Regions from separate parts of the Homo sapiens genome. Here region 1 is linked to region 2. The links are chromatin loops, found by intact Hi-C in ENCODE. Cell type or tissue: mammary epithelial cell. All regions are shown on one strand.

Evidence for each region. Peaks named below come from ENCODE experiments on the same cell type or tissue, not always from the same donor. Only the 100,000 strongest peaks of a DNase experiment are listed, where the experiment ranks them.
Region 1: it touches region 2 in a loop (13-fold over the local background); 11 of 110 quality-filtered maps call a loop at or near these places.

The regions. Positions count from the first base shown.
Region 1 is chr5:54,941,448-54,946,447 of GRCh38, reverse strand. No RefSeq gene overlaps it. Among named protein-coding and RNA genes, the nearest start is that of ESM1, 42 kb to the left of the region's middle. In mammary epithelial cell, a CTCF peak has its summit at 1,993 (motif pointing left); no DNase peak of the experiment used is centred here.
Region 2 is chr5:55,157,730-55,162,729 of GRCh38, reverse strand. The region is part of intron 2 of CDC20B (cell division cycle 20B); the gene reads left to right. GPX8 (glutathione peroxidase 8 (putative)) reads right to left here and starts at 2,559. Exons shown (of 3, transcript NM_001008397.4): 1 at 2,334-2,559; 2 at 1,475-1,736. The coding sequence starts at 2,537. In mammary epithelial cell, a CTCF peak has its summit at 2,811 (motif pointing right); DNase peaks (open chromatin) are centred at 1,649 and 2,589; H3K4me3 peaks cover 1,775 bases; H3K27ac peaks cover 1,337 bases.

The sequences.
Region 1 (5,000 bases), 220 kb after region 2:
GGTTACAGATGTGCTGAGATATTGATCCCCTCGGCATTTGGGGCAGCTCCAAGCTATGGTGCAGCCAAAGGCAAGCTCATCCATTCACCCCAGTGTACTATACAGACATGGTTATTTTCTATGTGTGCCATGACAAGGAAAAGGCCGAGAGGCCCTGGCTCTGGATATAAGGTCTAAAGTGTGCACAACATTCAATGCTGTTTCAATCTTGTCCATGCTCTTCTCTTCCAGCCCAACCTCTGGCACCTCTCCTCATACATAGCCCTTTTCAAACTTCCAGGTCTACCCCCACCTCCATTTCCTAAAACCCTTTACTTTGCCTCCCATGGTTTTACTCCTTCTGTTCATCCACTGTTTCAAGCCCTTCTTCCCCATCTGCACCACAGATATCTAAGGACTCTTTAAAAGATAGGGCTGATGCCCCCCACTGCATGAAACCATCAGAAACTCCCCAGCCTGAAACACTTTCTCCTTCCTCTGTGCTTCCATACAGGTTTGCTTGTTACCCTCTTAGGCTCTTGTCACATTCTGCTTCAAGTGATAGTTGTGTGCTTGTTTTTTCTCCCTGTTAGAGTGTAAATGGCTCAAGAGTAAAGACCATTGTGTTTATCATTTCTCCCCTCCTCGTGCTAGCTGGATCTTGCACATTCAATCAAGGCTTATTAAATTGAATTGACTATGCAAATGCAAGAAGGAGAAGAAAGTCATTTATATTTATTGTACCTCTACCACATGCCAAGCACCATGCTGGCACTCTAAATGGGACAATGTATGCAGTCTTCACTATATCCCTTTTGAGACAGACAATGTGCAGATGAAGAAATTGAGGAATAGTTAAGGTAATTACCTCCAAGAAATAAATTTCACGCTGGAAAAAAGGAACTGTAGAGCAGTGCCCTGTTCAGGTGTCTAAGAACTTGGCTCTGTGAACTTCAGCCTGACCATGTAAATCTCCCAACAGTGGGAGGGAGCAACAGGGGCTTGCTGGAAGCCTGGTCAGAGATTTTGCTGTGTGAACTGCCTTGCTGGTAGAGTCCTGGCAAGAGTTTCATTTCACGAACTGGAAAATAAATCATTCTTTCATCAACAGGGAGATCCTTTTCCTAGAACCAAATCTGAGGTGACTAGTACAAAAGGAACAGAAGAAAGTTATTTTTCTTTTTGCTTGGAAAAGAATATTTTAGTGAAGCTTGAGTGGAAAAACAGAACGAATGTCTATAAATGAGAAATGCTCTATTTGGATAAATGTTCCCTCTGTTCTTTCTTGCTACACTGTGATTTTATTTATCCTGTTATGTTTACATTTATTTATATTACTACTTATTTAACAGAGTTTTTTAAAAAAATAGACAATTTATGTCAATTATTCCTCAATAAAGCCAGAACAATGAAATAATGGCTGTTTGAAATAGCAAAAATAATAATACCTTATAGCATTTATAATATAAAAGAGGTACAAAATATAAAAACAGTAGCAAAAAGGAAGAAAAAGCTATAAATTTTTATAAAATTCTTAAGCCATAAAGGCAGCAATTTAGAGTAAACCGAAATAAGTAAGAATCATATTCAAATCTCTAGGATAACTACTAAAACATTTCAAAATATATAACTAAAGAGCTAGTAGAGAAGAAAAGATGAAAAAAAATTTAATTAATTTAAAGGGCGGCAAAAAGTCATGATGCTATGAAGGACTGAAACAGAACATTTTTCCTCCTAGTTCGAGCGATCCTCCTGCCTCAGCCTCCTGAGTAGCTGGCACCACAGGTGCATGCCACCATACCCACCACGCTCACCATGTTGAGCTCAAGCAATTCGCCTGCCTCATCCTCTCAGACTGTCAGGATTACAGGCATGAGCCCCCGTGCCCAGCTGAAACAGAACATTTCAACTCAGGTGCACAGACTTTTGAACAAAATACCCAGATTAGATGATTTAAGTAATTAGATTACATTAGTTTTAATAAAGAGCTTCAGTGTGCAATGTTCAGAGACCCCTACTGGCCAAGATTTGTATGGTCTCGATCAAGCATTTGTTGATGTTCAGTATTACTTTATACATCTCTAAGCTGAAAATTGCATCCTACGGTTGATGATGAGTTGACGAGTCCAGTTTTCCTTGGGCTTTCCATACATTGAGAAAATCAGTGATTCAATTTGTCCTTTTATGGGACTCCCAGGTGCTGTGGCTCTCAGAACCTCATGGTCAACAAAGAAAAGTAACTGAACTAGCGATAATAGCCACTTGCATTTGTGTTGTGCTCTGTGACTCACTTGGCGCTGTCACACCTATCACCCCATTAGGCCTTCACAAGCAAGGCCTTGTAGAGTAGGTATTCTTAGCAGCACCGTACATGTTGTAGGAGTGAGAAGCTGTTGCTCAGAAAGGTGAAGTAGCTTCCCCAAGGTCATATGACTCAAGGTAAGTGGCAGATCCAGGACTCAAAATTTGAACTGGAGAATTTTTCTGTTTTCTCTTTAGTGTATTTAAGGAGTCACCAGGCTAGAGGTAAGTCTGGGAGTGGGAATGAAGGTGATAAAATTTGAGAGACTGTAGAAGGACGGGGTTTGATGCCAAGGGTAAACATATCATAAAGGGAATTTTCAGACAACTGACTTCTATATTTACATGCTATAATATTCACCTAAACCTGTGCTTGTTTGACATTTTAAAGGAGGGAGGAAGAATGACATTATGACAAATACATTTGACAATTTGCATCAGGCAAATTGTCAGTCAGCCACGATGAGCACTATTCCTGCAGGATATACTGTTGCTTCACAATACCTTTTTATATTCTTGATTCATTTTCCAGGCTTACCAGCTCTACATACTTTATACACTTCTGAAGGGAATAAAACCTGAGGAGAGGAGGTGTTAGGTTTAAGGGGGCCACCTTATTGAAAGTAAACAATTTTCAAACATAAGAAAAGTTTAGCTGCAATTTCCGCCAGTAAATGTACTTCAAAAGGTATTAGCTTTCTACTTATTGCATGTTGAGTCTGCTTCTTAGAACAGGGCTGCCCAATAGAACTTTGTGTAATGATGAAGATGTTCAGTGATCTGTGCTGTCCCATATCATGGCCTCTAGCAAATTAATCAAATTAATTTGAATTTAAATAGCCACATGTGGCTGGTGGCTACCACCCAGGACAGCATAGTTTTAGAAAGTTGTTTGCTAATGTCAGTTTTCAGCTCACGTTTTATAGCATATTGATATAGAAGACAGGATTTAGAAAAACCACTACACTTTCTGGAATGTTTTTGAGGATAAGGATTCTCATTTCTCAATTAAAAGTAGACATTGAAAATCATGATGAATGTATATTTGAGTAATAATAAAGAGAGACGGAAAACTTAGGTACATTTAATATCTTTCCAAGTGTTGTGAAGTCTCAATTCAGTAATTAAGTACTACAATTTTCTACGTTAGTTGGCAAGAACACTTAGGCTCATGACAGTGTTAACTAACATAATTACTTCATAATTGAAAAGTCCAACCTTGGATTTCTGTACTTCAGAGCTTAGAAAAATCAATGATTTCTTATCGATCCATCTCTTATAATTTTTTTTCTATTTTACTACAGTCTCTTTTGAGACTGTGGAATTTCTTCTACAAAGTATAATGTGTATTTATTTACTAAGATAGCTATCTGAAGCATGTGGGAAAACTGAGAGAACGAATGAATGATAACCAATTGTCTGCTTATACAATTTCACAGTGTTTGGCCTTGCCAGAGGGGCCAGTCCCTGATGAAAACACATACGTGAGGTCCCCAGATGAGATCCCATGACTGTGATAATTGTCACATGCCTGTTTATTTTTCCCTTGAGAAACTGAATGCTTAAAAAAAAGATCACAACTAAACAAAAGCATATCAATAACAGGAAACTGTTGGTGAGAAATACCCTGACGTTCCTGTAAATTCACGTCACCAGATTCCCCAGGGACAAAGGTGCATGAACTGCATGGGTAAATAATTATGATTTAATACAGAGACCTTGCAATGCTGTTTATAGTAAAACAACAAAAAAGAATTGTTTCTGGAGGCGCAAATAAGCAAATAATAGAAACACATATCAATATAATCAGGAAGTGGTGATGTTATGTCTAGGTCAGCTACTGAAAACAATTTGTAATCTATCAAAGTATCTCCTTTGCAATTGCAAGCAGCAGGAGGTGGGACCTTAGGAGGAAGAGAATCCCCCATCCATAGGGTGATTAGAAATGGTAGAGGAAGGACCGGGTGCTCTGGCTCACGCCTCCAATCCCAGCACTTTGGCAGGCTGAGGCGGGCGGATCATCTGAGGTCAGGAGTTCAAGACCAGCCTGGCCAACATAGTGAAACCTGTCTCCACTAAAAAAATACAAAAATTAGCCAGGTGTGGTGGCACATGCCTGTAATCCCAGCTACTCAGGAGGCTGAGGCAGGAGAATCGCTTGAACCCAGGAGGCAAAGGTTGCAGTGAGCCAAGATCACGCCACTGCACTCCAGCCTGGGCAACAAGAGTAAAACTCCATCTCAAAAAAAAAAAAAAAAAAAAAAAGAAAGAAATGGTAGAGAAAATGGGATATTCATCCTGGGGAATTTCTGAAAAGGTTTCTGCATCATGACACCTGTCTGTTTGCAGGATTTTATTCCCAAGGATAATGAAAGGGAGATCAACAAGTTTCTCTTTCCTTCTTTAAGAGGATTTCCAATTAGAGGGCAATGTCAGCCTTGTGAATGTGTGCCTACGGGTATATGCATGTCCCAACTAAGAAAAGAAATGAGTGGCAGTGCTTCAACATATTTAAGGCCTTTTCCCCTCTTTAAAAAATTATAAATGATTTTTTTTGACAAAAATTGGAAAACCATATTTCTAATTTTCCCCAGAATTTACTTACTATAGAAAGCATTATGGCCTTTGTTAGGTAGCTGCATTTTATTGGGAATGGGGTTGGGGTGGGGGGTTTGGAGAAGGGAAACAGAGGGTAGCAGGGAAAGTTAACCAGAATTCTT
Region 2 (5,000 bases):
GATTAGTTCAATGGCATGTGCTTGGGCTTTTCTTTCCTCAGTGGACCTTCAAAATAAGAGGAATAAAGACCTCACTGTGGTTGCCATTTATGGCGTTAGGCATTATATCAACTTTCCCTAGAAATTAAATATAATGTTTTTAGAAGATTCTGACTTCACATTTATGTGAAATATTATAGATCACTATTTGGTTTGTTGGATTAGAAGCTTGATTGCCTGAGTGAGGTAATAGTTTGATCAAAACTCAACTTATTTACAGTGAAAATAGGACTGAAGATGTCATCAGAATAAGTTAGATGAGAGAACATTAGCTAATGTCCTTTATTTATTTATTTAAGATGCAGGCTTGCTCTGTCGCCCAGGCTGGAGTGCAGTAGCGCGATTTCAGCTCACTGCAACCTCTGCCTCTGGGTTCAAGCGATTCTCCTGCCTCAGCCTCCTGAATAGCTGGGATTACAGGTGCCCACCACCACACCTGGCTAATTTTTGTACTATTAATAGAGATGGGGTTTCACCATATTGGCCAGGCTAGTCTCTAACTCCTGACCTTAAGTGATCTGCCTGCCTCGGCCTCCTAAAGTGCTGGGATTACAGGCGTGAGCCACCGCGCCCGGCCTTTTTTTTTTTTTTTTTTTTTTTGACTAATATGGTTTAGAACAGTGTCTGGCACAGAGCAAGCAGTGTATAAGTACTTTATTTTTACTATTAACAGACTTAATTCCAAACAATCTTAAGAAGGCGGTACTATTGATAGCCCATTTTACAAATGAGAAACAGGCACAGAGAAGTTAAGAAGCCACATAGCAAAAACAAAAGAGCAGGGGTTTGAACCCAGGTAGCTTGAGGCCAAAGCCTATGCTGTCTGTATGCCTCATGACCTTTGTGCTAAGTGACCTTGGCAAGTCTTTAAACAGATTTCTGTAGCTAGCTTAATTGGAGAAATAGCCTAACACTACTGCCCTCTGAAAAAACCAAGTTATATGTTTTTGGATTTTAGCAAAAATCTGGTAAGCTGACATATTCATCTTTGAGAATATTGTTTCAGATAAGAAAGACAACATAAAATTAGCCACAAACATATGTTAACTAATAATGCCCAGCACTATTCATGAGAGCTGTGTGGCTATAATGACGGGAAGGGACATTTCTCCAGATGCTAGTTACAAGAGAGGAGAATTAAGATATTTTGTGAAAATAGCCATGGGCACACTTTAAGTAAATTCTTCAGGAAGATGGTAATAAGGAATAAAATATATTGGAATAGAATTCTTTTACCATCTAAGAAGCTAAAACATTGATTTCAGGGGAGCATAACTCCTAGAAGTTACAAAGGATGAGATTCTGGCTCTTTGATGATAGTTTTATGAAGCTTTCCCGATACAACGTTTCAAATGAAATAGGAAAGTATTGTCCTGGTATAATTGTTTAAAAATGAAAAGCAATTTAAAACAGCATATGCAAGGCAGATATTTACCAACAAGAAATCTAAATGCAGGTTCTCCTTCAGATCCTAGAATCTTAATCTTGTGGAAGATGGGGAAAGTTACTCCGTAGTTTTTTCTTGCAAAAGATTCTACTTCCTTGCTTGGGCGGGGCTCCGATTCTCCAAACTGATTGCAGGGAAAAGCCAACACGCTGAAGTGGGATGGTCCAAACTCTTTGTGCAGTTCCTTCAGCCCTAAGTAATTTCTGTCTGTGAGTTGGCAGTCACTGGCCACGTTTACAACTAGTGAAACCTCCCGGAAAAAGAAAAAAATCCAACCGGAAAGTGAAGCAAAAGATTTTAAAAAATTCTGCAAGTAGTTAAAATCCTAAACAATTTGGGGGGGACTATAACCTCTGATTGATGTTTTTTTCATATTTTTGGACATACACAGTTCTATTGAAAACTGTAACCTAGATGCCTGGGTTAAGGCCCTGAAATAGTACTGCCATTAAAAAAGCATTAGATACTCATGAAAGTTTATTTTTAAATTAAAGATAAAACTATGATCCTTGATAAGTTCTTTTTAAAGTTATTAGATTATAGAACCAATACTTTTATTAATAAATGTCATCATGTTCACATTACTAACTATAAGTATTTTCCAAACAACTTTACATGTCAATTCAGCACAAAATTAAAGCATTTTAAAGAAAACGAGATAATCGGAATTTATTATTTAGAAGCAAACTATCAGAACTGTAATAACTAAAGTGATGTACTAATACCATTACTCTGAAGACTAAATTCCAACTTATGACCATGTAACAGCAAAAAATTGATTTTATTAAGAGGAATAAACAGAGACAAGGAAAAATGATAACAATAAAAATCAGATGATGCAACTTACTTTGCCTTTATACTTTTCCAGAGAAACAGTTCTTCCTTTTGCATCCTTCACTTCAAAGGCATAAAAGCTGTTGATTTTAGGTTTGAGGAATTTTAGTTGTAGAAGAAATAGCGTTACTGTGCATAGAACTATAGACAGCAAAACTGCAAATACCTTTGCTCTGGGCCCGGAACATTTTAGCGGGTAAGCTGCAAGAGGCTCCATGTTGGAGGATTCTAGAGGGAAGTCTCAGCAGCCTGGAATTCAAGGAGGAGCTGAAACTTGAAACCGGCTTAGTTTAACGGAAAACCAGGAAGGACAGGCTGACTGCTTTCACTGCTAAGGAACAGAAAGACCACTTCTCAGAGGGGAAATGAAGCGAAACTCCTGAATGAAGCAAGGAGCTCTACAGAATTTCAAAGTATTTGTGATGTAATTATAATTTTTGCTAGAAAAATCAGGACATTTTTGGTAGGTCTTTGACATTCTCCCTACAAAGAAAATATTTCGCCAGAAGATGGTGCTCTTGTAACTCGAAAGCTACGGAGGGCTCATTCCCCATGCTAAGCTGTGTATTTATTGAGCAACTGTTTGGATGCAGAGGATGGAGTACGATGCTCAGCAATAGTTTAGAATGTAGATTAAATGTGACCTACTCATATGGTGTATACCCTGAAGGACGTTACTATTACATGTATGGGTTAAACATGCTATATGAGTTCAGGAAATTTATAGTGGAAAGAGCAGGGAAATATCTGAAAAAGGCTATTTACCCTGATTCATCTAGCTAAGGCAATCAAATACCAAGTGAATACAGTCAAAATAAATATGTTAAAAACAGTGAAGGTGTTAAAAGAAACCCTTCTCTATCATAGAGCAAACTATAGTCCAGTGTTTTTCAAATTTCTACTCATGACCCCCAGTCAGCAGTGCACTTTACAACATAACTGGGTACAAACAACACACAACTGAGAAACAACACTTCTCCTTTGAACTGTGATGCACCCCCACCTGTTGCATTTTTAAACAACCCAGTTCTGACCTATCAAAATGATTTCATCATTCACCGATGCACTACAACCTGTAGATGGAAAAAACTGAGGCCGGGCATGGTGGCTCACGCCTGTAATCCCAGCACTTTGGGAGGCCTAGATGGGAGGATCACTTGAGCCCATGAGTTCAAGACCAACTTGGGCAAGAAAGCGATACCCCTGTCTCTAAAAAAGAATTTTAATTAGCTGGTTGTGGTGGTGCATGGCTGTGGTCCCAGTTATACAGGTGGCAAAGGTGGGAGGATCGCTTGATCCCAGGAGGTTGAGGCTGCAGTGAGTCGTGTTTGTAGACTGCAGCCTGGGTGACAGAGTGAGACTATCTTAAAATCAGAACAAAAGAAGAAGAGGGAAAAAAGCAAAAATTGAACTCGATAATAAAGTAGTAATTTAACAGTTAAATAAGGCAATTCTACCAAAAAAAATCCCTGAAAACAAACAAACCCTGCAAAACCCACCTCTACTTGGGCACGTCATCTAATTGCTTCGTTTTTTCTCTTTATTTCCCTCCCCTGGCTGTTGCCTGGCACAGGGGGCCTAACTTTGCTGTTGCTAACGGTCATGAATTTTAGGGGTAGGTATGGGGAGGCAATTGAGGGCTGTATATCCTAAAAGCCATTCACTTTCAATTCTGCTCTGTTTAAGACTCATGGCAAGATCTGGATGAAGGGGCATTATGCCATTTGATCATGATGTGTTTCCAGAAAGTGCAGGGAATGAGCTGAGATGTTTGTGGAGTGCCCTTCCTGTCACTGTTAGCTTGTGGAGCTTCAGAGAGGGTGCTCAGGGTGCTGCCTGCTCTTCTGGTTCCCGCTCTGTGGCATGTGTGTTTTCGGGTGGCTGAGCAAAGCCCATAGCCTACTGTGTAAAACTTGTGAGAGGAACCGCTCGACTCCTACTCTCATGGCTCAGTAAGAATGGATACAGTAGAAAAAGCAATGATTATGCAGAAAGTATTCCCTTTTAAACATAATTCCTAGTAAAGAACAAAAATGTATGTAAGATGTGTTGTATCACTTCCTGATAATTTTACTTTGGTGTTCTCTGGCTGAATTGTTTAAAAAGTCAAAGTCCCTGTGTTTATATGACATGAACACTGCTATGTTGCTTAAGCTCTCTGGCCTTGCTCTCTAAGTGGGATCTGGGACCTTCCACAGTACCATCACCTGGGCATTTGTTAGAAACACAGCATTTTGGGCCCCACCCCAGACTTCCCGAGTCAGAATCTGTACTTTTACAGGATCTCCTCATGACACATACACACGTTTAAGTTTGAGAACCTTTAGACCTCAAACTTTTTTTGGTTTCAGAGCAACAAGAGTCTTTGGTTTGTCTTTGTTTTCCATAGTGGATGTGTTCATGTCTCTATGAATACACGAGATATTTTAACTCCTCAGGCTGTACAAGCAAATGGCTTAGGAACATGCATTTTAAAATTAATTCATAGAATACCTGCTGTAATTTGAGCCGTGTAAACCCAAGTCATTATAACTGTGTTTTGAGGTGGAAAGAGAGTGATTTATCTTTGGCAGGGATGTTGACTGACCACCGCTTAGGCAGGGCCCCCTAGGGTGATATTATTTTGATAAAATCACTGTGATAGTTTCTAGTCCATTGTATTATAAGTACAGAAACTCTT